3 separate regions of the Homo sapiens genome follow, and all the other regions are linked to region 1. Evidence: chromatin loops called from intact Hi-C (ENCODE). Cell type or tissue: heart left ventricle. All regions are shown on one strand. Links, peaks and the distances in the headings refer to the core of each region. The heading gives the core; the rest is flanking DNA. Region 1 overlaps VLDLR-AS1 (VLDLR antisense RNA 1). Region 2 has its middle 300 kb from the start of VLDLR. Region 3 overlaps SMARCA2 (SWI/SNF related BAF chromatin remodeling complex subunit ATPase 2).

Evidence for each region. Hi-C counts contacts between places; a loop is a spot of excess contacts. Peaks named below come from ENCODE experiments on the same cell type or tissue, not always from the same donor. Only the 100,000 strongest peaks of a DNase experiment are listed, where the experiment ranks them.
Region 2: it touches region 1 in a loop (2.1-fold over the local background); 5 of 110 quality-filtered maps call a loop at or near these places.
Region 3: a loop joins it to region 1, with 3 times the contacts of the local background. A loop is called at or near these places in 27 of 110 quality-filtered maps.

What each region holds. Positions count from the first base shown.
Region 1 is chr9:2,609,529-2,620,141 of GRCh38, reverse strand. The region is part of intron 1 of VLDLR-AS1 (VLDLR antisense RNA 1); the gene reads left to right. Among named protein-coding and RNA genes, the nearest start is that of VLDLR, 7.0 kb to the left of the region's middle. In heart left ventricle, for the core only: no CTCF peak of the experiment used is centred there; no DNase peak of the experiment used is centred there; H3K27ac peaks cover 2,117 bases.
Region 2 is chr9:2,316,788-2,327,400 of GRCh38, reverse strand. No RefSeq gene overlaps it. Among named protein-coding and RNA genes, the nearest start is that of VLDLR, 300 kb to the left of the region's middle. In heart left ventricle, for the core only: a CTCF peak has its summit at 5,459 (motif pointing left); no DNase peak of the experiment used is centred there.
Region 3 is chr9:2,140,435-2,151,047 of GRCh38, reverse strand. All of the region lies in intron 27 of SMARCA2 (SWI/SNF related BAF chromatin remodeling complex subunit ATPase 2), which reads right to left. Among named protein-coding and RNA genes, the nearest start is that of SMARCA2, 130 kb to the right of the region's middle. In heart left ventricle, for the core only: a CTCF peak has its summit at 4,218 (motif pointing left); no DNase peak of the experiment used is centred there.

The DNA of each region.
Region 1 (10,613 bases), core at 2,878-7,877:
TGCATGCCGGTGTTATTCACCTAATGGCATTGAGATGTGATAGGAAAACCTTAGTGCATGATGTCTTTCATATTCTCAGGGTTCTGAAATGCCATCTGATGAGCTACTGCTTTACAGAAGAGGAAAGGAGTAGAAGGGATGGGTGGAATCAATACAAAAAGAGGCAGCATTAATAAACAGTCATATGACTTGTTTTTAATACTTTACTCAGAGATACAGGTATACTACAAGCTATACATTGATATGGTATAATAAGACTTAACTTTGAAAAACGTGTGTGAGTACTTTCTAATTCTCCAAGGGATATAAATAAACTTTCAGTGAACTTAGCTGCAGCTCTGTATTCAATCCTGTAGCTTTTTTGTTGACTCAAAAGAAAGCATAACTTTTGGCTCCATCTCTGATTGACTGTGTAACTTGGGAAAAATCACTGTGCCTCTCTGTGTCTGCCTTTTGGCCTGTAAACTGAAAAGAAAGCCAAGCCACATTATATCAAAGTGCTCCGTGGCCTCAAGGACCAGCTCTCTGCAAGGTGTTGTTTATTAGAAGAAAAAGGTTGTATGGAGAAATTCATTGGATTATGATAGAAAGTAGCTAATAACTAAAAAGATAAATTGATGATAAGTGGATATTGAAGTGGTTGAACTAACAGAGCTAATTGATCATAAGTGGAGACTGAAATGGTTGAACTAACTGGGTTCAGAGAAGTTGACACTGCTGGATTCCCGACGCCGTCAGGTAAATGCAGAGGCAATCCCATTCACTCCTACAATCCACCACATTCATTTATTTGTTGAAGCAACACATAGTGAGCATCCCTGGCTAACGGGCACTGTGCAAAGTAGTGGGCATACAGAAGTGCTTATCTAGGAAGCTCAGCATCTGGTAGGGGAGGCAGGCAAGTGGGCAACTGTAGTACCCTATGTATAGCACTCTGATTAAGAGATGCTTAAAGTGCTAGAAGATTGCAAGGAAGAAGCAGCTATTCTGGCTGCAGGATGAAGGTATCAGAAAAGGCTTCACAGAGCGTTTGTCTCTGAGCTTTTTTCATAATTTTTACCCGGTGATCTGAATTCTCCCTACTTCTGGACACATGGTAGGATTGGACGTCCTGGCCCCCTTATGGTTGGATGGGGTCGAAAGACTAACTTTGGCTAATTATTTGTGAGCCTAAGTTACAGGGTGCCACTTTCAGACCGGAGCACTTAATTGCTTATGTGAAACCCTCTCTTTGTGTCTGCGTGGTGACAAGAAATGTTTAAGAGGTGGCTGCTGCATTAGCCCAGGTCTCCGAGTGATTCGATTCATTTAGAACTACCCATGTGAGTAGTTCCCTGCTGTCTATGTGTCTTTAGCACTGGTCACATAGAGTAGAGGTTAGCAAACTAGGGCTCATGGGCCAAGTCTAGCCAGTCACCTGCTTTTGTATGGCCTACAAATAAGAGTGATCTTTACATTTAAAAAGAGTTTTACAAAGAAGAGGAATAGTGTGCAACAGAGACTGTATGTTGCTCCCAAAGCCTAAAATATTTACCATCTAGTCCTTTAGAAAAAAAAAAAAATCAAACAAACTTGCCAACCCCTAACATAGAACGGGTGAGAGAGTAGTAAATCTTTGTCATCTTCATCTACTGAGATTTTGTTACCTCAGCATAACCTAGTGTTAACCTGACTGATACACCAGGGGAAGAGGGAAGGAAAACCATGGTGAGCAGAGGGCACAAAGGCAAAACAGCAGTATCTATTCAAGGCAATGGAAGGGATTCAGGGTGATTCAAGGGTGGGGTTCAAATGGACTAACAATGTGAAGTAAGGCTGAAGAAGAAAGGCAAGGACTGGATTAGCTGGAGTCTAGGATGTCATGCTAAGGCTTTGGATTTTATCCTGTGAACCATAGTAAGGACTTGTGATAGATTTTGATCAGAGGCCTGACATCCAGTTTCTTTTACTGTGACAATGGTATGGAAAGCAACTTGTTTAGGGTGTGGGATAGGGTCAGACTAGAGGAAGAAACATTAGTTAGAGGCCCCAGTAGTGAGGGAGTGCATTGAAGAAAGTAGAGGAGGCTGGGTGTGGTAGCTCACACCTGTAATACCAACACTTTGAGAGGCCGAGGCAGGCAGATCACCTGAGCTCAGGAGTTCAAGACCAGCCTGGGCATCATGGCAAAACCCCACAAAAAATACAAAAAACTAGCTGGACGTGGTGGTGCGCACCTATAGACTCAGCTACTGGGGGTGGAGGGGGGCCTGAGGCAAGAGAATTGCTTGAGGCCTGGAGGGTGAGGCTGCAGTGAGCTGTGATCATGCCATTGTACTGCTGCCTGGGTGATTCAGGGAGCCGTGTCTCAAAAAAAATAATAATAAAAATAAGGGGAAGAAACTACCGTTTGATTAGTCAGAAGCATTCAAATAATTCCTCCATGAGATTTTTCTCCTTGATTTTTTTGGCTTTATCTCCTTGAAGCATTTTCCAAACATATATAATCCCTGTGTATCACTGGCTATGTCTGCTAAAAGTACAGATTCTCAGGCCCCTCCGTTGATGATCCTGATTCAATTGGTCTAGGGTAGAACCCAGGAATCTGTATATGTAACCCTATTCTAGTTGATTCTTAGGATTAGTCATGATTAAGAAACTGTTTTAGAGAATGACTTCTTCAGTGCCGTTTAATTGCTAAGTAGGTTTACTTCTGTCATATTTGTGTAAATTAATTTGTCAAATTTCTCCTAAGGGAGTAGGTTAGGACCCATAGAAAATGCTAAGGTTGATGCTTATCATTATTTTTCTTCAAGATCCTTAGACTGATAATATTGGCATCTGAAATAATCTTCAAACCAATTTGCTAATTTGTAGTACTCATCACTGTGATTTCTACCCCACAGCCTCAGCATAGAAAGTAAGATGTGAAATGAGCTGTCCTCTTCTGGGGCCATCCCCTTCTGAAGTGTTTCGATGGTAACTTCACAGGCCTCCATTCCATTATTTTCTAATTGTGTGACAGCCCAGGGAAATGAGTGGGATTCCCCCCTTCTAGGCTCCATGAGTAGGACCTGATGGTCAAAATCAGTGGGTCATGCATTTTAGCTTCCATCAGAATCACTTGGAAGGCTTGTTAAAACATAGATTGCTGGGCCCCACCTCCAGAGTTTCTGGATCAGTAGGCCCAAGAATTTGCATTTTTAGTAAGTTCCCAGATGATGTTAATGCCACTGGTCAGGGAGCATACTTTGAGAACCACTGTTCTGAACCCATTGACATCACTTCCCCCCTTAGCTACTGTAATTGGTTTAAGGGCCTCAGCCAGTCAACCTATGACCTTCCTCTGTTGGCATTGATTGGATGCTTCAGCCTTAGGCACATTACAAAAGCTAGCTCAGTTACGACGAAGCTCAGGGCTTTTGCTTGGCTAGAAAGGCATTATCTTCTAAGTAATGAGATGTGTGGACGTAAGGCCAGAACTGCTTCTGCCATTTTGCCACCCTGAAGGAAGCCAGTTGGAAGACGAAACTGACTTATGGAGAAGAGGAAACTGAAATAAATGGCACTCATATTTGTAAGCCCAAGCCCAGATCAGCTTGTTTCAAAAGCTGCCATTCCATCGGACTTCTTGTTTACCTGCACCAAAAAATTCCCTTTGTTGCTGAAGTCGGTTTAGATTGCGTTTTCTCTTACTTGCTACCTAAATGACAGAGGTGCCCTCTTGAGGGATGGAATGTGCTTACCTGAAAGCAATAGGCAAAACTCTGCACATGGCTAACCCCTCCTGGAGGGCATTCAGAAGAGGAATACAGGTATTAGTAAGGACAGTTTTGAACAACTGTATTCTTGTGTAACCTGGCCAGATGAATTCCCCACTCTAAATCAGGGGTTAATGTGGACGTATTATAAGTGAATGCCGATTGAGGGTTACAATCTGGTAACGACAAGGTTTTTGAAATTCCAAGGCCAAAGACAATTTTACACACTGCTTTTGAACAATTTCAGAAAGTAAAAAATGTGGCCAAATGTAAAAACAGTGGAAATTCCAAAATGGGTTGAATATGAGGCTAGACAAATGATTATTAACTGGAAGCAATTGTAGACCCAATCAATGTTCGTCAATGTCTTGAGACATTTTTCACTGTCATGCCTGGGGAGAGGTACTCCTGGGAGATGTACCCTCTACTGGGTAGAGGCCAGGGATGCTGCTGAACATCCTACAGTGCACAGGACTGGGCCCCACAATGAGTTATTCAGTCTAAAATGTCAATGGTGCCACAGTTGAGACATTCTGAGCTAGACTTAGGAGAAGTCAGATGGCTCTGTATGCGCGAGATTTTTATCTGGGTTGGGTGGAAGGAGATTACTTAGGACTTGGGCGGCCTAGTAGAAAGATGTTCTATCTCACGACAGAGCAAGGACAAGCTGGGTTTTGTCCGGTCAATGACAGATGTGAATGCAGTGTCAGAGGAGGTTGTGGGTGGATTTACAGAACGGGGAGATGTAAAGCAAAACACATGTAGTTTACATTTTAAGTTGAAATAGGTCAGTGTAGGGCACATTCTAGGCTGCATTGTGAACTCACCAGGGTTCTTTGTTTTGTAGCGTTGAGTTTTGTTTCCTTTGGTTTACAATGCAGGAATGAAATACTGTACCACTTATTTTTGGAAGCCCTGATAATTAATTCCTACGACTCTGGCCCCAAATTTGATTGTTCTCACTTGTCATAAATGTAATTTATAGGAGGTTTTGGAATATAGGGCTATAGCATTTAAAACACTCTTACAATGGGAGTTTCTATGGAAATAGAGGCATTGTGGCCTCTACCGAGTTAGTTAAGCATAGATTGCTTATTAGAACATAAGAATTTTAATCTGCAAGTTAGAGTAATGAAGCAAGTTCTTTAAGTATTACCATTTCACCATGATATTTCGTTTTTGAACTTTTAAGAGTTTTGTGGAAGTAGATAGTTGATTTATTTAATGTTTTCTTACTTAGTTATGTAAGGAGGTTTAAATTCATATTATACTGCTGCTCACATTCCTTGAAGGGCTGAGTTTCTGAATGAATATGCTTCCTTCCAGCCTGGCTATTTGGGAGGGTTATGTCCTAGCATCTCTATATTGTTTTGGAAACACATTTATGAGGAGTTCTAATGCTGATAATGACCATGTCTGCAGAGTGGAGGGGAGGCCCAGTTTTTGAGCCTGGCTTTAGGGTTATACGGTACATGTAAAAACTGCAAGTAACTCAGAATTTTTGGAGGACAGATTCCAGAGGAGATACTGGAGAGGAAGGCAAGTACAATTAAGGAAGGCATTTGTATATTGTTTGTTTGTTTATCCGCAAAGCATTTAGTAAGCCATTGAAGGTTTTTGATCAAGAGATGATTTGTTTGGATATGAGTATTTATGAATATGACTATCTGAAAAGGTGATTATGGCTGTATGGGATCCAGAGGGCATTCTTGTGGTACCTGAAAGCCTTTGTGTGTTGAATGAATGCAGAGAGGCAGTATTGGTTAATGGTTAAGAGAGTGGGTGCTGGAGTGAGTCTTCCTCAGTTCAAAGCCTGGCTCTGACCCTGTGAAATCTTAGGCAAATTATTTAGCCTCTCTTTATGCCTTAGTTTTTTCATCTGAAAAATGGGGGTGGGAAGAACACCCACTTCTTATGAGGGTTGGATACATTTATAATAAAGCATTTAGAACAGTGCCTGGCATATAATAAATCAGCAGCTTCAATGTATAAGAGAGGCAATTACAGGTATGGGCCTAGGATTTGAACAACGTAAGACTGTGGTCCTCAACCCTGATGGTACATTAAAGTCTCCTGGAGAGCTTTTAAGAATATCAACACAGGAACAACTCTATCTAGGCCAACTGAATAACATGTCTGGAGTGGGGCCTGGGCACGAGCAGTTTTTAGCTTTCCAGGTGAGTCTAATGTGCATTCTAACTGTGACTCACTCGGTGTCAAGCCTGAAGCTGTGGCCACTGGGGTATAGAAGGGGAGCTGTGTGGTAGGTTTTGAATGAGAATGCACTCTTAGGCAGACAGGGATGTTGTGGTGACTGTGGCAGGAGAAACAAATGCAAATTCCTCCTAGTGTTCCACAACAGCCTCCCAGTCGTCACTTTATGCATCCTGCTCCTGGCCAAGCATCTCACATCCAGCTAGATTTGTCAGCTGTAAGGGAGCCAAGAACCATGGGAGGTCAGAAGCTGGGCACAGCTAGACTGTTTGGAACCCAGCTGGTGTCTACCTATCAGGTGATGGATTACATATCACTGGTCTCATGCCTTCACAAATAAATCTACCAACAAGGACTTGTTGAGCACCTTCTTTTGGGACCTACAGTGTGCCAGGTGACTGGAGGGCAGCAACCAGATAGCAATGTGGCTGCTCTCAGGGGTGAGTTGTTATTGTTTTGTTTGCTTTTTCTGCAGGAGCCAAAACTCAGGCTTGTTAAGTGGTAATTGACAGTCCTTCTAAGGAAGTTTCTCTTGGATTTGCTGCCAATAGGAAGAGAATTATTTCTCAGAGCACTATAGCATTCATTTATCGAGTGCTCACTCAATTATGAGGCATGACAGAGTTTGCCACCTAAAAGAGGAAAGACCACTTAATGATTCCTAGAGTCAAAAGTCAGGAATAAATGGATAGACAGATCAAAGAGTTAAGGGGATTCTATTGTAATTGGAGAAGCACTTTTAGCAGGAGCCAGGTCTTCCACTGAGATCTTAAAGGAGCTCTTGAATGAGTTGTGTGTGAGGGAAAGTATGCTTTTGAACATAAAGAAATAGTGATTTGGCCAGGTGCGGTGGCTCACGCCTGTAATCCCAGCACTTTGGGAGGCTGAGGCGGGCAGATCACCTGAGGTCGGAGTTTGAGACCAGCCTGACCAGCGTGGCAAAACCCCCTCTCTACTAAAAATACTAAAATTAGCCAGGCGTGGTGGTGGGCACCTGTAATACCAACTACTCAGGAAGCTGAGGCAGGAGAATCGCTTGAAACTGGGAGGTGGAGGTTGCAGTGAGCTGAGATCGCACCATTGCACTCCAGCCTGGGTAATAGAGCAAGACTCCGTCTCAAAAAAAAAAAAAAAAAAAAAAAAAAAAAGTGATTTTCAGCTGTTCCTGTGATAGGATAACAAGGTGTAGGCTGTGGTTTTATTGCTAAACCACGGTGGGAGCAGATTTAAGATCTGGTAGAAAGTGGAATTCTATTTTGGAATTCCGTTTCCCCGACCTCAGGAGACATTTGAACTCTCTCAGAAGGCGTGTTTATCACAGCAATTTTCAGAGTCTCATTGTTTTTCTGAATGGACGAGGCTTGCATGTGAGAGAAATAAGAAGTTTCACCCTTTGGGAGAAGTTTCCTTGTATAATTGAAGAACTGGTCATGGTTACTGACCCAAATTAAAAGATAATTGACTGTTAATGACCCAAATCAGACCTCGTTCCTAAATTGACTTGGATTTGATTTGGGAAGAAGAAAATGAAAGGTCATTCGGAAGCACCAGAGAGGTCTCTTTGTGGATAGAGATGGAGAGGGGAAATGTTGGGATTGGGAGAGGAAACTTGGGGAATGAGACATACCTGAGACTGCTATTGACTCTAATATTTGCTTTTTGCATTCTTAGCCATAATACCACAATTGATATTGATAACACCACAATATCAACAGTGTCCTTCTTTGCAATCAAAGCTTTCTATTTTCCTGCTATGAGAAGTAAATACTGTGAAGGCAAAAATTATGATTTAAATACTTGAAGGGCTTACAATGTTTGTGGAATTGAATTGGAATATGGGAAGAGATCTTTTAATCAGGTTTTCTTGGTGAACTCTAGGCACGTTTCAGGGCATCTACAAGGAGGATGGATCATTGTTTAGTTTTCTCTCTTTATATTTCTTCTTCCCTCCCTTCCTCCCATTTGCCAGGGACTGCAAGAAAAGACAAAGAAGAGATGGAGAGAGAGTTGGCTGGCATAAAGACTGCTCAAAACAAAATGACAGATGCTGGCAAGGATACGGAGAAAAGGAAACCCTTATATGGTGTTGGTGGGAATGTAAATTAGTACAGCCACTATGGAAAATAGTATGGAGTTTCTCAATAAACTGAAAACAGAACTACCATACTATCCAGCAATTTCATTACTGGGTATTTATCCAAGAGAAAAGAAGTCAGTATATCAAAGGGATACCTGCACTTGCATGTTTCTTGCAGCACTATTCACATTAGCAAAGACATGGAATCAACCTAAGTGCCCATCAATGGGTGAATGGACAAAGAAAATGTGGTATAGCTACACAACGGAATCCTATTCAGTTATAAAAAAAGAATAAGTTTATGTCATTTGCAGTAACATAGATGGAACTGGAGGTCATTATGCTGAGTGAAATAAGCCAGGAACAGAAAGACAAATACCTCATGTTCTCACACTCATGAGGGAGCTAAAAAAGTTGATCTCATGGAGATAGAGAGTAGAATGACAGATAGCAGAGGCTAGGAAGAGAATGGAGAGACAGTAAAGAGAGGCTGGTTAATGGATACAGATATGCAGTTAGACACAAGCAATAAGCTCTAATGTTTGATAGTAAAGTGACCATAGTTAAGAAGAACGTATTATATATTTCAAAATAGCTAGAACGGAGAACTTGAAATGTTTCTGACACATAGTAATGATAAATACTTGAGGTGATGAGTACCCCAAATACCCTGATTGAACCATTACACCATCTATGCACATAACAAAATATCACACGCACTCTATAAATATGTCAAGTATTCATATCCGTAAAAACAGTTTTTAAAAAGACTCCTCAAAACAAGCAACAAAAGATACATGAAGGTCTTGGGAGATCTCGTCTTTCCTTTGCAGTGATTTCATCATAGACCTTGCCTGGCTAGAGGGGCAGTTTTCTAAATGTGAAACAAAAAAATGATCACTATGTCTTACATAGTATGGGAAGAATGTCTTGAGTTTGTGTGTTGCCTTTCTTCTGAGTAGGTTCAAAGTACTTTGCAAACATGACATCAGTACTCCCTGGGAGGAGGCTGCAGGTGAATTCTGAGGAGAATAATCCCTTTTCAGCAGTTAGGAGGAGCTAAGGCACAGATCAACTTCCTCAGTGAATTTGTGCAAAGTGTCCCCTAACTGTTCTAAGTCTCATACACAGAAGGATGGCATTAATACTTAATGTGGCTAGATGAAGTCTAAGTGAGATCCTTGATGAACTCCATGTCTTATACTTTAAAAAGGCACACTGTAAACTTTTATAGTTTATTTTTTTCTTGCCAGTGGCCATTCTTAGAACTGGCCTTCCTCTAACATCCGTTTGTGGAGCAAGGCAAAAATAAAATGACAACAAAACAAGAGATACCAAGTAGTGTTTATGTTAGCATGACTTGCTACCAAATTGGATCACCTCGGGTAAAACTTGGAGTCTTAGAGGATCCCCTGGAGAGGGAAATGAAGCATCCTTTTTCCCTCTGTTGTTTTGATTAGGATCTTGTAGCAAAGTATGGCAGTTAAAAATTCTGTTAGTAACTTGAAGGAAAAATAAATCAATAGTTATAATTTGCAGTAGTTACAACTTCTTTTTCTGTTTTTACTAAGAAATTTAAGTCTCATCCACTAAAGCTGCTTGTATTTTCCTTTTTTGATTCTAGCTCCCCTCCCTTAATCTCTGTCCTGTCTTCTGTTTGGCTCTCTTAAGAAATCTCAGGAGGCCCTACCCATGGAAGAAAGTTTATAGAATATGAAGAGAAATGGAGCTGTGCCTTGTAGATCTAATATTGTTTCCTCTAATCAAGTTCACTTCAGGAGACAATTCATTGGAGAAATTACCTGAAATATTGCAGCAAGGATTATTTGGAAATTGAAGGTGAAAAGAGGAACTATTCATCAGGTCAAATTCTTTTCCCATTTCCTTTGTCTCTGATATGAACTGGCTTCAGTTGGTTTGTACTAACAGGTCTAATATACTGTCAGATAGAATAGCTCTTCTATTAGAATCTTTTTTTTTCCTTTTTTCTGTATTTTCAAATTTATTAATATTATTTTTAATTGACAAATCATAATTGTATACATTTATGGAGTATGATGTGATGTTTTGATATATGTATACAATGTGACATGGTTAAATTAACCTAATTAACATATCTATTATTACCTCACTCACCTATCATGTTTTATGGTGAGACATTTGAAATTATGGTGAGACATATGGTTAAAGTTATTTTGAAATGTACAGTGCACGATTATTGACTGTAGTCACCCTGTTGTGCAATAGATCTCAAACTCTATTCCTTCTGTTTGATATGTTCTTCAATTTGATCAACAACTTTCCATTCCCTCCCTCCCCACCTCCCCCAGCCTCTGGTCATCATCAGAATCTTTCTTTTCTTTTTTTTGAGATGGAGTCTCACTCTGTCACCCAGGCTGGAGTGCAGTGGCGCGATCTTGGCTCACTGCTACCTCTGCCTCCTGGGTTTAAGCAATTCTCCTGCCTCAGCACCCCCTAGTAGCTGGGATTACAGGCGCGTGCCACCATGCCCAGCTATTTTTTTTTTTTTTTTTTGTATTTTTAGTAGAGACAGTGTTTCACCATGTTGGTCAGGCTGGTCT
Region 2 (10,613 bases), core at 3,460-8,459, 290 kb after region 1:
TTTCTCTGGAGAACCCTGACAAACTGATACACTCCTAATTTTAAACCAAAAACAAAAAAGAAAGAAAGAAAGAAAAACTCTAAGTCAATTGGCACTAGAACCAACCTTTTTGAATTTGATAAGGGTATCTGCTGCCATCTATAATAAATACTTAATCTATAATAAATACTTTATGTTGAAACACTGACATTTCCATCTAAGCTGGATACATTTGGTTATTGTAACCATGATTATTTAAAATTGTACTGAGGTCCCTAGACAAAATGATACAAAATAAATTTTAAAATGAGAGGTATAAGTATGGGGAAGAAAAAGACAAAACTGTAATTATTTGCAGGTGGTATGATAATCTACCTAACCATGTGAGACAACAAATGATCAGTGCATTAGGAGATCTTCCCATCTCTGTGTAGCCTCTTCAGCTCTCATGTTAGACTACTGCCTTCCAGTTTCCACCTCCTGCTCCCCTCTCAGGTCAGCAACTGTGGTTTCAGTCTTTCTGTGAGGCGTTCTCAGGGACAGAGCTCCCTGCTTGTTATCACAGTTCATTCTTTGCTGGTTCAGCGCAGTCTCTGGAGCAGTGCCGTTTCCATAGATCCAATCTCTGCACGTGGATGTTCACAAACCTAAAACAGGAGAAGTTTATTTACAAACTCTTTTAACATAGAATCATACATGTAAGAAAATGGAGGGTTACTAACAACTAATCAGATTAGAAAAGAAGGATATGGCTAACGTCACACCTCTAGCGAGGGAGATGGAATTGGGACCCAAGGGCCTTGACTCCTAATCTAGTGCTCTTTCCTAATACCACATGGATGTATGAACATAATAGTAGCAACATTTGTTGAGTGCTTACATATGCTAGGGATTATCTTAAGTGCTTCATATGAATTAATCTGCCTAATTTTCACAACAGCCCTGTGAGGTGGATGCTTACTTTTATTGTTCTCATTTTAAAGCTGAGACAATTGAAGTACAGAGAAGTTAAGTAACTTGTCAAAGGTCACATGGCTAGAAAAATATGGAGCTAGAATTTGAAACCATTCCGTTTGTGCTTTTCTATCATTATCATCATCACCATCTCATGCTTTCAAGAAACCTCAAGAAAAATTCCTCCCTGGGTTTAACCTCTTTTCCATTAAAATAAATAAATAAATAGGCCGGGCGCAGTGGCTCACGCCTGTAATCCCAGCACTTTGGGAGGCCAAGGCGGGTGGATCACAAGGTCAGGTGACAGAGACCATCCTGGCTAACACTGTGAAACCCCGTCTCTACTAAAAATGCAAAAAATTAGCCGGGTGTGGTGGCGAGCACCTGTAGTCCCAGCTACTCGGGAGGCCGAGGCAGGAGAATGGCATGAACCCAGGAGGCAGAGCTTGCAGTGAGCAGAGATTGTGCCACTGCGCTCCAGCCTGGGTGACAGAGCGAGACTCTGTCTCAAAAATAAATAAATAAATAAATAAAATATTGAGGTTTTCTAAAAGGCTACTTAGAAAAGACCCAGTACAGAGTATAGTTCCTGGCCTGGTTGGGTTCTCGTCACTCCAATATCATCAGCCTGTCCCTCTGGTCACTTCTTACCCAATGTACATGCAATGGAGATTCTTTACACAGCTCTTGGGCTAACTCACTGATATCCCTTCCAGATATTAGTATTAATATAATTCTGGAAAAACATGGACTTCAGAGTATAGACATGAGTAAGAACCCAGGCTTTTCCTCTTCCTAGCTATGTGGTTCTTCTCTTAATGCTCTCCTTCTTTGAGGGATCATTGTCAGGATGAAATAAGTCATTTGCTCCTTTACTTAAATATTTTTCATCCCTCATGCTACATTTGTATAGCCTCGTATGTTTAGTAAGAACCAGACAGCAGAAATCCTACACCCAGCTCTGTTGCTCACCAGCTAGGAGACCTTGAGCAAGTGCTTAACCTTGGTTACATTCCTCTGTGCCTCGGTTTCTTTTCTGTATGGGGATATTAATGGTATCTCCCTCCCAGGATCCTAGTGAGCACTAAATGCATTCAAATATGTAAAGCTTTAGATGAGGATGTGGCATACAGAATCCATTACATAAAAGATGGCTATTAGTATTATTATTCAGTTGTGTCTGTCCTGGAAATACTGAGATGAATGAGAAGCTCATAGTGAAGGAGTCAGATGCATGAAGGGACACTTAGAATCTAACACAGTTAAATGTGGTTAAAAAAAAAGGGGGGATGTGCACTGAGAGATCCGAAAGCCTAGAAAACAGACCCCTGGCCAGTGATAAGGAGACAAGGGGAATCTTGCTGGAAGAGGGTAACCTGAGCTGAGTGTAAAGGATGGATTCAGAATCAGTCAGTGCGGTCAGAAGTGGGAGGCATGATGTATGACAAGCCTTCAACCTGGTAGACATGAAATACATGTTTCATCACTCCACCTTGCCCTCCCATCTTGTTCCCTGCTGATGGCTTTTCTTTCCAGGCTGACCTCATACGTGCAGACATCCCTTGGCCTAAGTGTACAACCTGTCTGCACCTTTGGCTACCTCCTTGTCTAGGCCTCCTTCTCTTCAGAGGGATGAGCAGCAATCTTGTACATTTCCTTACTATCAGGACCAGAAATGCTGTATTCCTCTTGAGCCAGGTGAGATAACCCCATCAAAACCTGACCAGGTCAACCATACAGTAACTCTATAACCTTGCAAATCCCAATTCCCACAAAGCAAATAGAAGAATACTCACTGACCCCAAAAATGCTCCCACTCAATAGAAAATCAGTTTCATTAACTTATAGTCCCTCCAGACTTGCCTGTAGGTTGCCTATCTTTATAATGATAAATTAGCTAGTGCTTCTGCGTTATCATCCTTGCTCTACTGTGTGCCCATTTTATCTGGAGCTTTTGACATGGTGAAGTGGACAAATTAAAAATTGTATATTCACAGAGAACTCTGTGTGTGTGTGTATGTATGTGTGTGTGGTTATTGTTATTGTTCTGTAAGAAGACTCTCTGCTATGAGACTACAAGTCTCCATTTTTAGTCTATTTTTCAGTTGGTGTAAACAAGTATTAGTGCTCTGGGTTTTGGTTTTGCTTATATATAATAGATTATTTTTCCCAAGTAAAAATATACCATCAATAATAGGAAGGAAAAAAAAAACCATAAATAATTCAGTTCAAGGCAGTATCCAGATTCTGACTTGAGTGTTCCCTTGGTGTAACACCCTAGCATTCTAGAAGTCAGGCTTGATAACCCCACAGTTAACAAAGAAATGTCTGCCATGCAATTACATAAAAATTGTAACTTCTGGGTGATAGAAGATACTATAAAGAAAGCTAAATGACAAATGACAAACAGAGATATTAGTAACATGTACAACAAAGGATTTACATCCAGAATCTATAAAAAGCACCTACAAATTGATGCGAAAAAGACAAATGTCCCAACAGAGAAATGGGCTTGAGAAATGAACAAGCAATTCACAGACGAAAAGCAAAAACTCAATAAACACATGAAAAGATTTTCAACCTTATTAGTAATCAGAGATATGCAGATTAAACCCATAATAACCTATCTTTTTCTCTATCACATTTGCAAAAATTTAAAAGTTTGAGGACCTGGCACTTTTATACAGTATCAAACTCTTTTAACATAGAATTATACATGTAAGAAAATGGAGGGTTACTAACAACTAATCAGATTAGTATAAATATAGATATAGTATTAGATATAGATTGGTAAACCTGTTATTATTTTAAATATTTCAATTTTAAATTGACCCCTCAATTCTACTCTAGGATTCCATTCTACAGAGATGCTCACCCATATGTGCAAATATTTATGTAATAGGTGTTGATTGTACTATAATTTGCATACAGCAATAAATTTGGAAAATTCATATCAATAAAGGAGAATTTAAATAAATGTTAGTTCACTCATAAGATGGAATACTTTGCCAACCTTCAAAAAAGCAAGATAGACATGGAAAGACCGCCACAGCACATTATTAGTAAAGAAAGTAGTTATTTTCAGCGCTTTGGGAGGCCAAGGTAGAAGGATCACTTGAAACCAGGATTTTGAGACCAATCTGGGTAACATAGTGAGACCCCACCTCAACAAAATAATTAAAATTTAGCTGGATATGGTGGTGCATTCCTGTAGTCCTAGCTCCTCAGGGGTCTGAGGCAGGAGGATCACTTGAACCCAGGATTTCAAGGCTGCAATGAGCCAGGATCAGGACACTGCAGGGCAGCCCAGGCAACAGAGCAAAACACTATCTCTAAAACAAAAAAGATAAGTAGTTACAGTGCCATTCATGTTTTTGAAAGTCATGTAGCATATGTACCTATAAGTGTGTGTAAATGCGTGGAACAAAATTAGAGAAAGACACGGCGCTATTAGATTGAATTACGTGATATTGCAATGTTTGACAGTTTTTGACCTAAAAAATGGCAATGTCATATGGTTCAAGATATTATTAAAATAATTAAATGGCATACAATACAGAAGGTATATTTAAGAGAAGAAACACACTTTATAGTATTCTTTAAGTCTTTATAGGGGTTATGCATTTATGTATCATGGAATAAAATGTTTAATGTCTTAAAAGTAAAACTCCAGATTTGACATATTTGTTATGAGTAATAATTGCTTACCTTGTGATATATGTCTGCGTGATTAATATGTGTGCACCTAATGTGGTATGTATATGTGTATGTGTATAATTCAGAAATAATCCTATTATGGTCATTACTGCAAAACTTACAATGTACCAGGCACTGTGCCACTTTACAAACATTATACCACTTAATCTTCACAAAAATATGAGAAAATATTATATGCATTTTTCAGATAAGAAAATAACCACTGACACCAATAACTGTCTACATCCCATCTGAGAGAGATTAACATGCCCACCATCACAGGACTAGCATGCAATAGGATGAAGATTTGAATCTGAGCAGTCTAATCCAAGAGCACCGATCGTAATCACCATGCAACCAAGGCCTTAGACCATGTACCTCCTCCCTGTATTGTGGCCCCTGTTTGAAACCACAGCTCCAGTGTGGCAACCATTTAGACCACCAATGGCTGTTGTGCCACTGAGATGATCAGTACTTCTAGGCTTGCCACCAACAATACCCTTTTTCACGTTGTTTTCAGTTTTGTATCCCACATTTTGAAAGATTCTTATCCTGATCAACATGTAATAAGTCATAAATAAATTCCATTTATTCTATTATTATTTACCCATGTTTTCATCTGCATCCTAGAAAACACAATTGGAATATTTAACTAGATAACACAATTGGAATATTTAGACATGTTTTTAAATGAAAGGACCATTTACAGAAATATAGAGGAGTTTAAAAGAGTGGGTCTCAACTTTGCCCCTCAAGGGACATTTGGCAATATCTGTAGACATTTTTTATTGTCACAACTGGGGTGGTTGCTATTGACATCTAGTGGGCATAGACTGGGAATGTTGCTAAACATTCTGCAATGCCCAGAACAGCCTGCACCAACAAAGAATTATTTGGCCCAAAATATCAGTAGTGTTGAGGTTGAGAAATCCTGCTTTAAGGTACCAGACAAGAGATGGTAAGGTGCTCAGGACCTAGCAACAGGAGGAAGCCATTACCACCCCTAGGTCTGAGGAGGAGGAAATGAAGCAGTGTTGCAAACACCCAAGTGAGATCCAGGTGAGGGAAAAGGGAACTGCCTAACAGAAGTTATGGTCAAAGAGGGAAGTAGGCATTCCCAGAACAGCACAAAGAGGGTGAGGAAGTAGAAAAAATACCACATTTTTTTCTCCTTCCACCTTCTAATCTTCTGTTGGTGATTCAGGGTGCCCAGGTGTTGCAGTTGTTAAGGTTGGCCTTTCAGAGCAAGAGTAGGGCAAAGAAGGGAGAGGATTGAAACTCAGGGATCAGGGAATGAGAGAAAAGAGAGAAAACCAGTATAATGCAATTAATAATTTCAATGTTCAATAAGGATTCATAATTAAAAAATGTTATGAATTGAATGTGTCCCCCCAAAATTCATATGTTGATGTGTGTGATGAGGGGGTTTTGGGGATGTGGGGACTTTTAATGCAATTAGGTTTAGATGAGGTCATAAGGATGGAACCCCCATCATGGGATTAGTGTCTTTATAAGAGGAAGAGACTAGCGTTTTCTTTTTCTCCCTCACTCTGTTAATCTCTCTGTGTTCCTCTACCTCTCATATCCCTCCCTCTTCTACCCCTTCTCATTCTCCCTCTACTCCTCTCCCTCTTTCTTTCTCTCTTCTCCCTCCAGTTCCTCTCTCCCTCCTCCCTTCCTCATCTCCCCCTCTCTCTCCCCCACACTTTCTACCTCTCATGTGAGGATACAACAAAAAGACAGCTGGCGTGCAAAGGGCCCTCACAAGGAAACAAATTGGCTGGCACCCTGATCTTGAACTTCCCAGCCTCCAGAACTGAGAAATAAATTTCTGTTGTTTAATCTGCCCAGTCTAGGCTATTTTGTTATAGCAGCCAAAACAACTGAGACACCAAGAAAGTGGTGATACATTGTGAAATCAGGTAAACCCTGGCTGGACTGTGGGGTTAGTATGCAATAAGTCAAGTAAGCAAACCAACTCTGGGCAGTCACTGTTACCCTTTCCTTTATTTGGGGTGTTGTCCAAGTTTGACCTGTCCTGGAAGCATGCTGTCAGGTATCGTCACTCCCTGATCCTGGCTCCAATAACCCTGTCAAGACTACTAATCATTCATGTTTCAAAAATCCAGTCATCAACAGCCAATCAGAGTGTCCAATGTAGATATTAATGGCTATAATTCCCACCAAAAACGTAAAAAAATTGTTGGGTCAGAGAGCCAATAACTCATTATGGCTCCTTTAGAACTTTAAAAAATATCAAAAAAATAATTCATCCGAGCCTCCATCAACTCCAGGCTGGAAGCCCCTGAAACGGCACGAGCATGTACTCATTCCAAAGGTCACAGAACTTTCTGTTAGGTGCCACGTCAGACTGAAAGTGCACCCTCGGTTGTTGGGATGAGACTGTCTTCCTCTAGCTGTTAAGAGGTTGGAGTCATTCATAATACCAAATTTATGTGTTACATGTTGAATATTTAGAATGGCTTTGACCTATAGATCTTAAGCTTCTTTAAATAGAAATAGTTCTGACTAATAGATCTCTTTAGCATTTTAGTGAGTATCACAGGGGTTCAACAGAAGCTGAGAGCTGAGCAGGCTGAGGTAATATGAGAAGACTTCATAAAGAAAGTGGCCTTTGACTGCATCCTGATTGATGTTTAGAATGTTTGAGAGACAGGCAAAGTGATTTTCCCATGAGAGAGAAGTCATGGGATAGTTCTGGAAGAGCTTCTGTGTATAGGATACTTGACCTGGCATTCACTTACCATGAGAGGCAATGTAGGCTAGTGGTTAAGAGCACAGCCTCTGGAAATGTCTCAGTCTCAAAGCATAGCTCTACCACTCCTTAGATGTTTGTACCTCAATCATCTTACCTGTCTCATTGGGGTAGTAACTTACCTCATGGGTTCACAGTGAATGCAGTAATACATATAAGTACTTAGTAAGTATTTCCTCTATATTGGCTATTCTTAATACTCCCAATATCCCAATCAAATTGGGCTAAATTGGAGGGATGCATTCCAATTGGACTGCCAATACCTCCTTACAGATGAGAGTTACTGAGATGAAAAGAAAATTAACTATATTCTTCCACTTTATACAGCTGGGATGAGGAAAGGCTATGACTCAAACTGAGGAGTCCTGCTTGTTTCTAAATTCTGCATACCTTCCTCTGTCTACCACACTGTCTCTTCCTCCTCTGTGCTCAACAAATGTGTTTCACTGGATGCAAGAGAAGAGCCAACACAGCTTCATTCTATTTTTTTTCACCCCCGGGCTGAAACAAGCTATTTCATTATAGAAGATTGTATTGTGTTACACACCCCAATGCTGATATTGGATATCTCAATCATTCCAAAACAAATAGGTTTAGATTCTACCCAGGCTCTATTCCTTTGTTTTCTTCAAATGACTTTTCTACCTTACTATTGCTTTCATTTCATAAATCTGACAAATAATAGTAATAACAACAACAAGTAACACCACTGATTAAACACTTGCCTAGTGTGCTAAGCATTTTACAGGTAATCTCTCATTTAATCATTACAATAGGGTCTTATTACCTCAATTTTTACAGATGTTGGAGTAAGGATAAAAGAATTAAGCCAGGCTTGGGGCAGTGGCTCACGCCTGTAATCCCAACACTTTGGGAGGCCGAGGTGGGCAGATCACGAGGTCAAGAGATCAAGACCATCTTGGCAAACATGGTGAAACCCCGTCTCTGCTAAAAATACAAAAATTAGCTGGGCATGGTGACGTGCGCCTGTAGTCCCAAGCTAACTCAGGAGGCTGAGGCAGGAGAATCACTTGAACCCGGGAGGCAGAGGTTGCAGTGAGCCAAGATCACGCCACTGCACTCCAGCCTGGTGACAGAGTGAGACTCCGTCAAAAAAAAAAAAAAAAAAAAAAAAAAAAGAATTAAGCTGCTTGCCTAAGACCACACAACTAGCCAGTTTAGTAGTTGGAATTTGATCCCAGGTCTGTATGGTTCCACTGTACACAATCCTTAATTCACGATGTGTTTCTTAGAATATTCTGTAAGCATAAGATTAAGAATTATAATTGTCAAAGTCATCAGAAAGACCTCAAACTTTGTTTCATGTGATGCGATTATTTCACACAATAGAATATTCTCTTCAACAACAATTTACACAGAAGCTCAATGTACAGAGATGATTGACCTGCTTCTCTGGTTACGGTAGCACAGCCCATATTTAAAACTACCTACCTCCCCCCATAAAACCTTTTCATCTCCCACCCTTTAGCTCTGATGGAAACTGAGGCACGTGGCTTTAAAAACAAGTGAAATGCTAATAAAATGTAGACCCTATTTGAATATTGATGAGAGGTGTTCAAATGTAGATGGAAATGTGATTATTCCTATCCATAAGAAAAAGCTGCTCATTAGTATTAGTGTGATATTATATGATTGTCCTGATGTGATAGAGATAAAAATATAGAAAAAGAATGTAAAATTGTGTAATCTTTCAGACTAGCAAGCCACCTAAGTGATTTTAAATGTTTTCGTTAGGAAATGTAGCACTGGAGGGGTGGAGCAAGATGGCAGAATAGAAGGCTCCACCAATCATCCCTCTGAGGACAACAATTTAACAATCATCTACACACAAAAAAAAACTTTCGTAAGAACCAAAAATCAGATGACCACTCATAGTACCTGGTTTTAACTTGTATCACTGAAAGAGGCATTGAAGAGATAGGAAAGACAGTCTTGACTCACTCATGCCATCCCTCCCTCTGCAGCATGGTATGGAGAGCATTTCTGTGCCCTGGGGAGAGCCAGCAATTGTAAGGCATTGAACTCAGTGCTGCCCTTATTATGGCAGAAAACAAAATCAGACCAAACTTAGCTGACACTCCTCCATGGAGGAAGCATCTAAACCAGCCCTAGCCAGAGGGGAATAGCTGATCCCAGGGTCAGAACTTGAGTTCCCACAAGCCTTACCAACATGGACTAAAGTATGTTGAAACTCCAAATAAACTTGAAAGGCAGTCTAGGCCACAAGGAATGTAACACCTAGATGAGTCCTCGGGCTGAACTAGGCCCAAAGACAGTGGACTGGGTGGGGTGTTGTGGGGGAGACACACATGATGTACTAAGATTAAGCCAGCCTGGATGGCTCAGGGAGTGCTGGCATCACCCCATCCCTAACCCCAGGGTGCACAGCTTGCAACTTCAAAATAGACTCCTTTGTTCTGATTGAGGAAATGAGAAGAAAGAGTGGGGAGGACTTAGTCTTGCATCTTAAATAGTAGCTCAGCCACAGCAGGATAGGGCTCTAGTCAGAGTCATGAGGCCCCCTTTCCAGGCCCTAACTCCTAGACATTTCTGGACACACCCTGGGCCAAAGGGAACCTGCTTCCTTGAAGGAAAAGACCCAGTCATGGCAGAATTCACCATCTACTAACTGAAGAGCCCTTGGGCCCTGAATAACCAGGAGCAATACCCAGGTACATTGAGTGCCTTGGATGAGACACTGAGACTTTCTGGTTTTAAGTACCAGCTCAGCCACAGTGGGTAAGGCATCAAGTGGGCTCTTGGGGTCCTTGATTCCAGGACTTGGCTCTCAGATGGGATTTCTGGACCTTCCCTGGGCCAGAGGGGACCCCACTGTCCTGAAGCGTGAGTCCTAGGCCAGGCAGTATTTACCACAGTCTGGCTGAAGAGCCCTTGCGCCTTAAGGGAAGATCAGCAGTAGTCTGGCAGTACTCCTGATGGGCCTGAGGTGATACTGGCCATGAGGTGAGACTCCTCTGACTCTGGTGAGACTTCTCTGTTTTTGAAAGGGAAGGGAAGCATGAGAAGGGCTGCATCTAGTGGTTCGAGTGCTAGCTCAGCTGCAGTACAACAGAACACCAGGTAAATTCCTAAGATGTTTGACTCTAGTCCCTGGCTCCTGGATGGCACTTCTGGACCTACCCAGGGACTGGGGGAACTCGCTGCCCTGAAGGGGAGGACATAGGCT
Region 3 (10,613 bases), core at 1,959-6,958, 470 kb after region 1:
TGTTATGGGCTGAACTGCATCCCTCTAAAATTCATACGTTGAGGTCCTAATCCCCAAGACTTTAGATTGTGACTGTATTTTGAGATAGGGCTTTTAAAGAGTTAAAATGGCCCTAGGCCTATATGACTGCTGTCTTTCTAAGAAAAGGCTGCTAAGACACAGATGCACATAGAGGAACAACCCCGCATACATACACCAAGGAGGTAGCCATTTACAAGCCAAGGGGAGAAGTCTCAGAAGAAACCAAACCTGCTGACACCTTGATCTCAGACTTCCAGCCTCCACACAGTGAGATAATAAATCTCTGTTGTTTAAACCACCAATCTGTGGTATTTTATAATGGTAGTCCTAGCAAACTATTACATAGGGTAACTAAAATTTGTCATTGAGGGACTGGTGTTTAACTATATCCAGTGATGGGAATGTGTACATATGGAATGGTGCAAAGCAACGCTGCTCGTAGGCACATATAACACACCCCTCGGAGTAAACGATGGCAGGCTTTATCTTTCCTGCCATCCTATAATCTAAGGGAAACTGCCCCACCCACAGCATCTGCTGCCTGCGCTGCCATCTTCTGTATCAGGCAGCTGCTATCTGTCCTAGTCTCACCTGATGGAGATGGGAATGGTCCCCTGTTCTCAGAGTACCCTGTCTCTAAGCTTGTGTGGGGCCTGGCATGAGGGTCTCTGCACAAGCACAGCCAGAGTGATTGGCTGAGCCAGTCAGTTCACTTCTATTAAGAATTTGAGCTGCAGGTGTGAAAGAACATGTCCAGTTGGTATGGCAGTAGAAGTTGAATATAGGTCATAAGGTAGCATTATGCTAGGGATGTTATGAGTAGAAGCCATGAATAAGCAGAGGCCAACAGGAGATATGCAAAAAGTATACTGTGTGAAGGAGATGACTAGCTCTTCCCAGGGAGGTTCTAATTCCTTGCACTCACACACAAGTATTTGGTTAGCAATAGATACAGACGCATGTACTCACATACATGTATGTACACATACATAAATACACATAGATGCACATACACATATTATTAGAGTGTCAGTAGAGGAGTGTCTGGTTCTAGTTAAATTTGAGAAGCCAACTTGAAATGTACACTCATTTCAGATCTAGTCTGTATGCTGTTGCTAAGTATATAAAAGGTTATTTGTCAAGTATGTCTATCCCACTTTATTTAATAAAGCTAAAATGCCAAACAAAATTTTGAGTTTTGGTTAGCTAAGAGCTACATATATGTGGCAAAGACAATTTGCTATCCAATAAACTTTAAAATGAATCTCTAAAGCGCAAAAAAATAAGAACAAAGGTGAACATGGCCAGTGATATGGTTTGGCTCTGTGTCCCCACCCAAATCTCATCTTGAATTGTACTCCCATAATTCCCACATGTTGTGCGAAGGACCCGGTGGGAGATAATTTGAATCATGGGAGCGGTTTCCCTCACACTGTTCTCATGGTAGTGAATAAATCTTACAAGATTTGATAGTTTTATAAGAGGTTTCCTTTTTCGTTGTTGTTTTTTTGAGGAGTCTCACTCTGTCGCCCAGGCTGGAGTGCAATGGCATGTTCGTGGCTCACTGCAACCTCTGCTTCCCGGGTTCAAGCAATTCTCCTGCCTCAGCCTCCTGAGTAGCTTGGATTACGGGCACCCACCATCATGCCTGGCTAATTTTTTTTATATTTTTGTAGAGATGGGGTTTCACCATGCTGGCCAGGCTGGTCTTGAACTCCTGACCTCAGGTGATCCACCTGCCTCAGCCTCCCAAAGTGCTTGGATTACAGGTGTGAGCCACCACACCCAGCCAGGGGTTTCCACTTTTGCATCTCTCTCATTTTCTCTTGCCGCCACCATGTAAGAAGTGCCTTTTGCCTCCTGCCATGATTCTGAGGCCTCCCCAGCCATGTGGAACTGTAAGTCCAATTAAACCTCCTTTTCTTCCCAGTCTCAGGTATGTCTTTATCAGCAGTGTGAAAACAGACTAATACAGGCAGGTTTTACTAATAAACACACTTAGCTATATTCTGGCCCTGCATGGCTTCCATAGCTTTTTGGTATTCCAAGCCAGGACTAGCCGTTTTGCTGGTAATACATGGCTGAAATCAACATGAAGAGTTGGTGGCAGAGAAGGAGACACCAGGAGACCAGGTCAACTGAAGCACAGTCAAGGATTTGCGCAGGAGAGACAAACACAAAGTGCTCTAATGGGCAATGGCAAGATCTATAGAAAACAAGCTGGGCACCGTGGCTCACACTTGTAATCTCAGTGCTTTGGGAGGCTGAGGCAGGAGGATTACTAGAGGCCATGAGTTAGAGACCAGCCTAGGCAACATGGCAAAACTCTGTCTCTACAAAAAATAAAAAAATTAGTTGGGTGTGGTGGCATGTGCGTGTGTCTCAGAAAAAAGAAAGAAAACATCTCCTTATACCTAATGCTAAATGACGAGTTAATGGGTGCAGCACACCAACATGGCACATGTATAGATATGTAACAAACCTGCACATTGTGCACATGTACCCTAAAACTTAAAGTATAATAATAATAAAATAATAATAAAAAAAAGAAAACATCTCCTAAAATGTGTTCCAGAAATGGAGTATCTAGAGAAAATTTTAGAGGGTATACAACTGATAGTCAATAAATCTGAAGGAAATTAAGAGGCTCACTCAACTGACCACTACTTATGACTCTGCCTACTGCACAGACCTTCCTTGTCTAGGCCACTCTGCTCTTGCCATTTGGCTCAAATACCAATGATCAGCTGTGTTCCCAAACATGTTGATGTTAGTTATACTTATTACTGGAGCTACATTAATTCAATTAGATAGTACTTACATAAATGAATATAATGTAACTGTGAGAAGAAATTGGGTTCTTAGTTCTATAAAGAGCATGAACAATACAAGACTCCAAAAAGGTGAGTTTCTTTAAAAACAGCAGCAGCAACAGAAATGCTGTTGAATTTGGTGAGGGCTAGACTGTTACAACTGGGAGGCAAGTGTAAACTCAGCATGCTTTGTTAATATTAGGATTCTCATTCATGGCTGGGTATAGTGGCTCACACCTGTAATCCCAGCACTCTGGGAGGCTGAGGTGCAAGAATCACTCAAGGCCAGGAGTTTGAGGGAGGCTGCAATGAGCTGTGATCATGCCACTGCACTACAGCCTGGGTGAGGCCCTACTTTTTTTTTTTGAGACGGAGTCTGGCTCTGTCACCCAGGCTGGAGTGCAATGGTGCGAACTCAGCTCACTGCAACCTCTGCCTCCCGGGTTCAAGCAATTTTCCCTGCCTCAGCCTCCCAAGTAGCTGGGATTACAAGTGCCCGCCCACCACGCCCCGCTAATTTTCGTATTTTTAGTAGAGACAGGGTTTTGCCGTGTTGGCCAGGCTGGTCTCGAACTCCTGACCTCAGCTGATACTCCCGCCTTGGCCTCCCAAAGTGCTAGGATTACAGGCGTGAGCCACCACGCCCAGAACACCAAAACTGGAAATCCTAAGTGAAACATTATAGGTGTTATTTCTGTGAGAAAGATTATGTGTGATTTATGTGTTCTAGCCAGTTTACTCAAAGAGGCAATCTCAGCCTTACAATGAAAGATGTGGCAAACAGATATATGCTTTTAATTAAAAATTACATGTACATATAAGTGACATATTATTTTCTCACCCTAATGAATGTTTTCGTTGACCAATGCACCACTGGTTCTGATTATTTAAGAAGGCATCTGCTCTTCCATCTTTTTGGAATGGGGGTCATAAAGAAGGTCATAGTACCTTGCTTTTTTTTTTTTTTTTTTTGGTCACTCAGTACATTTTTTCCCTGTAATAATACTTAATAGCTCGATTCTGTACTTTTTCTAAATAGTTATGAGCTGTATCCTATTGCTCAGATCTTAAACACTTCTGTCATGAGCTACTGCACTACTCAGTTTCTTAAATTCTCCTCAGTCTATCAATTCCAAGCCTGCCTGTATGGAACTGTCAGAGATGTTTGAAGCAGAGCAACTCCATCTTGAATAGGGGCTATGTAAAATAAAGCTGAAACCTACTGGGCTGCATTCTCAGACAGTTAAGGCATTGTCAGTCACAGGATGAGATGGGAGGTCAGCACAAGATACAGGTCATAAAGACCTTGCTGATAAAACAGCTTGCAGTACAGAAGCCAGCCAAAACCCACCAAAACCAAGATGGTGATGAGAGTGACCTCTGGTGGCCCTCACTGCTACACTCCCACCAGAGCCATGACAGTTTACAAATGCCATGGCAACATCAGGAAGTTACCCTATGTGGTCTAAAAAGGGGAGGCATGAAAAATCCACTCTTTATTTAGCATATCATCAAAAAACCACCACAAAAATGGGCAAGCAGCAGCCCTCGAAGCTGCTCTGCCTATGGAGTAGCCATTCTTTATCCCTTTACTTTCCTAATAAACTTGCTTTCTCTTTACTGTATGGATTTGCCTCAAATTCTTTCTTGTGCAAGATTCAAGAACCCTCTCTTGGGATCTGGATCCGGACCCCTTTTCAGCAACATCTTTCTGGTGACCACAAAGCCACAATACCTAGGAAACCCCCGATCCAAAGGCTAACTTTGAGTAAGTGGTGGGATCCGGTAACAGAATCTAGAGATCTCTATGATCTGATCCTACCCATCCTGATTTCGCATATTTCTTATTGCTGTGGACTAAATGATTGTGTCCTCCCAGAATTCCTGTCTTGAAATCCTAGCCCACAAGGTGATGGTATTAGGAGGTGGGGCCTTTGGGAGGTGATTAGGTCATGATTGGGAATAGTGCCCTTATTAAAAAAGACCCCAAAGAGCTCCCATGTCCCTTCTACCATGTGAGGACACAGCAAAAAGGCACTGTCTATGAACCAGGAAACAGAATCACCAGACATGGAATCTGCTGGTGCCTTGATCTTGGACTTCCCAGCTTCTAGAACTGCTTATAAACCAATCTATGGTATTTTGGTATAGCATCCCAGACTAAGACACCCAGCTATGCGAACATTCTGCAAATAATAGGAACACAAAGCCCATGCCACACTGTAGCATGCCATATTTATTCCCACCTTTGTGATTACTCTTACTTCTCGCCTGGGATGTCTTTCCCAATCCCCTGTGCCTATGCACATTGCATACATGTTCAGTGATCAACTCCCATTCCACTACCCCTCCAGGTGTGCCAGATCATCTTGATTTTTTCTTCTTACAAAGATAATGCCTTCGTTTTTCTCAATTCCCCTAGAGTACATAGCACAGTAATGAGGGAGGGAAACTAGATACTGTAAAAACAGTTGAGAACGAATTCAACTTTTAGATAGGGTTCCCTGGGAAAACTGCTCTTAGATATATATCCATTTATGGAACACTAAGTCCAAATGTATTTGTTCTAGGTATTTTAATGTCAATCTTCAAGTACTAAAGGATAAACTCTAGCATCAAACTCTCTGCATCTTCCCTACTTCACCCATTCCTCACCTCCCCTTTACTGTCAGGTGTCTAGGGTCACCTTTACGGATGATTCTACCGCCTGACCACACAATAAAATTCCTTGGCACCCAGAAGGACATTAATAATTTTAAAAAAATTGCCAAAAGCTTTCTAATTCCCACATCTTAGTCTTGTCTAAACTCTTTTATTTACTTTCTCCTCCATTGCTCCTTACTTAAAATATCTCTCCTTTCTATAGTGTTTGGGTTTCTCTCTCTTTTTTTTTTTTTTTTTTTTTTTTTGAGACAAGAGTCTTCACTCTGTCACCCAGGCTGAAGTGCAGTGTTGCAGTCTCGGCTCACTGCAACCTCCGCCTCCCGAGTTTGGATGATTCTCTTGCCTCAGCCTCCCAAGTAGCTCAGAGAGACTACAGACATGCACCACCATGCCCGGCTAATTTTTGTATTGTTAGTAGAGATGGGTTTCACCATTTTGGCCAGACTGGTTTCGAACTCCTGACCTCAAGTGATCCGTCCGCCTAGGCCTCCCAAAATGCTGGGATTACAGGCATGAGCCACCATAACCAGCGCGTTTCTCTAAGTTTACTAGCCACATTTTTCTCTCCTTAAATGCAGATTCCCCAACTTTTCTTTTGGCTTTTTTTTCATTCACAGATTGTGAATATGCAGTCAAATGTGGGCAATTACCCTTTCTGAGTACACACCAGGCACCACTAAGTCTGGATGTCCTCAGCAGCAACAGGTGAGATGAGTTGTGATCAGCAACAGGTGAGATGAGTTGTGATCAGCAACAGGTGAGTCTCTTAATGACCTCTGGAGGCCTCGCTGCTAGAGAACTTCACTACTGCCCCCCTGGAGGGGACATAAGCCATAATTCAGGAAGGCTGTTAATTTTACTGATCCTGGAGACGGGGCTCTTTTGTGGACTCCTGCTGAGCAGCCTAGATCATAGACTCCAATCCTCCATATGGTGAGTGCTTTCTGAGCAGCTCCTAACTACTGATGGGAGGCTCCTGAGAGGAATCTAAGCCCTCCTCCTGGGTGTAAAATCTGCCATGGGGATCCTACTTGCCTCTATGGCTTCAAACATGACCTTGTCGGGACTCAGAAAGTGATACCCCAAAGACTGGTGCCTTGACATGCTTAGAGGCCTTAGAAGCTGCCTCAGAATCGAGGTCCTTCTAACCTGGTCTTGTCCCACCCCCATCCAGCGAAGGACACAAGAACGGACTTGCTCTGGAATTTCCTCATCTGGCCAAGAAAGTTTAACAGTCACAGTACGCAGGGGTCGCCAACAGAAACACAACTGTTTCCCTCTCCTCCCTGAAATTTCATTATCTCAGAAAAGAAGACTGAGGAATGCAACCACATCTGAGAAGACTCCTTCACAAGATAATACCTGCCTCTTGGGCTCATTCAAATTTCAAGAAAAAAATCATTTCCAAGTTAACTTCTGTCCATTCATTTCCTCTAATGATTGACTGCCCCCTCAAAAGAAATGCCTACATCCCCCCCCATCTCCCGGCTCCCCTATGAAAAGGGTATGTACGATTCTGTATTGCACTAGGTTATTGGGTAATCATCCTCCTGTGAGTTCCCCGTGCTATGCCTGTTAACATTTTGTATGTCTTTTCTCCTATTAATCTGCCTTTGTCAGTTGATTCTCAACGAACCTTCAGAGGGGAAAGGGGGAAGTTCTCCCTTGGCCCCTACAACCTCAATGCATATGGCTTCAAAAATTATCTCTCTAGCCTGCGCTTCTTTTTGGAGTCACCAATTGGGAATTCCACTGTCCTACCAAACATCACAAATCAAGTTTATCACTTTTCCTTCAACCAAGCAAATATTTCTCTTTGTGGATCCTGTCCGTCTCATCTAAAGGTAGCATCATTTCCCAGTTATCTCTCCTGGAAATCTTTAAAATGATCAGTTTCCCTTATCACATCCCTGCAGTCCTATTTGTCATCATATAGTTTACCTCTGAAATAGTTCATAAGCAATCTTTTCCCCCTGGTCTCCCTGCTGTCAGACGGGTCTCCTCTCCCACAGGGTCACATTTAAATGGCCTCCCTTATGGGTTTTCCCTGCCCTTTCTTTGACCTCTTCAATTAATCTTTTTCAATGCAAATGGTATCTTCTCTCTGCTTAAACAGAGGGACACATCATTCATTCTCTCATTTCAAATACGCTCAGGCTTTGAACTCTTTCTGTGAAATAGAATAAAGCCCAGATTCTTTGGTCATGCATAGCCTCCAGGGTCTGGCCCTAGCCTCATTTTTCCTCCCCACATCTACTGCTGTTAAAAACTCTGTCCCAAACACACAGTCACAGTAAGCAGGGGTCACGTATTTCCAAGCCTTCGTATACTTCCCTTGGCCTGGAACTCTCCTGATCCCTCTTTCCTACCCAAAGCATCCTCATCTTTTAAGAAAAGGCTAAAATACCATTTCTTTTATAACATCCTACGCAGTTCCCTCCTTCCCCTGTACTAGCACAATACATTACAGGTACTTTTATCCAGGTTGTTTAATTCTGCTTGTATAAGTTTCTTTTGTTTTAAAATATGTCCGAATCTCCTATCATCCCGAAATCTGTTTAAGAACTTAAAAAAAATCATTTTAATCAAAATTGCTTCCAAAGGCACTTAAATTGATGCCTTACTCACCAATGGGACCCAAAAATGTTGGTGAGATACAATTAAGTCTTTATTGTTTACCCCTCTGCTTTCTCAGGATGACAGAGCTTGCTAGGGAAACGCGTTCTAACAACTGGCTTGGATGATTACTGCTCAAGGGAGGACCACACAACTACACAGTGAATAAAAATAAGCCAGAGAAATGGGGCAAAATGAAGATCTTTGTTCTCAGTTTGCCCTACTCCAGCCTCACCTCTTTAAACTGCCTTTATTTTAACTAGTAACTACACAATCTTCTTATTTTAGCTTTGAGAGTTAAACGGCTTGAAGACGTTCAACTCTACAGGCTATTAAATAACATTTATAGGAGGCCATTGGTTTGGACTGACCTCCTGCACTAGACTCAACAGGCCAAACCAAAATGGAATCACCCTTGCTGAAGTTACACACCACTGAAACCAAGCTGTTTATCTGACCTTCTGAGAAATCAGGAGAGAGAGAGAGAATACCAAATCCCCAAACAGGCCAGTTTAAGCAAGCATAAGGAAGTTCCCTCTGCTTTAACCTTTAAAAGGAAAATTAACTTTGAAACAACCAATATGCTTTTTGTTCTATTTCTGCTTTCCTCTACCCTTTCTATTAAGCCAACTTCCTTTGCTTGACGTTGTCTGATTCTAGAACAGGAAAAGCCAATTAAAAACTTTAAATTTGATGTCATTTTGTCTTTTGACAAAGTAAAAAAGATTGTCCAGTGTCACCCAAGACGAGGAGCAGTGAAGACCAACACCCACTAGCCCAAAGGTAGAGCATCTGCAACTTGACTGATGGAGCTAAGGGCCCTACCTTCTCGAGAAACAGAGACAACCAAGGAGAGGGAAACTAACCTGTAGGTCCTAACTGCTTGGCAGAAGGAAGTCCACTAAGGGGCCCCTACTGTAGGAGCAGCCAGGTTAACAGCCTTCACGGGCAGGTCTCATCACCTGCCCCCAGGAGGCTGTCTTCAATTCTGCGTAAGTCCTCCCCGGGCCAGCTAGACCACCTGTTGCTGATCTGACGCGCTCCTGCACCTTTTCAAGAAGAGGCCAGAATTCACAAGCCAGGAGATCAGCTCAGTGGGCAAAGGGGCTGTAAACCAAAATGTGATTGACTTTCACTAAACTCCCATAGTCCTATAGTTTTTTTTAACATATTGAAGAGGCACATCTATGCACAGACTTGCATAGATGGCTTGGATGATTACTGCTCAAGGGAGGGCCACACAACTACATAGTGAATAAAAATAGGCCAGAGAAATGGGGCAAAATGAAGATCTTTGTTCTCAGTTTGCCCTACTCCAGCCCCACCTCTTTAAACTGCCTTTATTTTAACTAGTAACTACACAATCTTCTTATTTTAGCTTTGAGAGTTAAAAGGCTTGAAGACGTTCAATGCTACAGGCTATTAAATAAAATTTATAGGATGCCATTGGTGCCATTACCTTGTGCCATTACATTATGCACAGACTTGCATAGATGTGCATCTTCAATATATGAAAGAAGGTAAAACTCTACATTCAACATTCACTAAACAAATACACCTGTCATTAACTAAATGCGAAATCCAAAAACCATACTCCCTACCTGTGAGGCTTAGTTCCTCACCTGCAGAATGGGAGAAATAATACCTACTCCAAATCTTTAAAGGAATTAAAAGGTGCTGTCTATTTATAGCTTCCAGTCTAGCACTGGCCAATACAGGGAAAGGAGGAGATAGTAGATATACTGAGAGAAAGGGTCTAATTTGGCTCAGGAAAAGTCCTGAAAATCCTATGGGAATAAATTTGGATTAAGAATTCTCTCCCCTGGGGAGAGGAATGGCATGACACTTGCCAACTTGGTGGCAGTAAGAAAGCATTGACTACATGAGAGGTGACAGGTCACTTAAAAAGAGAAGGGTTCAGCCTGTGAAATACCAAAGGCCGGTTCAGAGAGGAAGCAAAAATCACTGCGCCAGTGTGAGAATGCAGGTCTCCATGTATCCCTTAATGGCCCTTAAAAAAAAAAGTCCTCTGGCACCAAGTGCCCAGTACAGCAAGGTGTCCTCAACCAAATGGAAAGACATGCACATTACCACTAACGGGCAGGGGCTCGGTGTGCATCATGGGTTAGGATTTACTGAAGCTACTACAAAAGAGCTGAGCCTCACAACAGGTTAAAAATAATTCTGAATGTAATGGCACCAAAATAACTCTGTCCATGATTTTTCTTGGCTCCTTCTCCAACCTTGGATACCTGAAGGTCAATGAGATTATAGGTGATTCTAGTTTCTTTCTTCACTCTTCTGTATTTTTCATTAGCTTTTATGACAGGGAACTGGTTCCAAATAAATTCTACTTTACAGTTTACATAAAAACCCAAAGCTTCAGGCGTTTGGGGGTTGTGATTACAAAAATGCAGAAAGACAGAACAGAACAGTCAATCATCAGATACAATGGTGGCAAATAAAAATATATACCAGTGAACCCCTATGCTGGGCTTA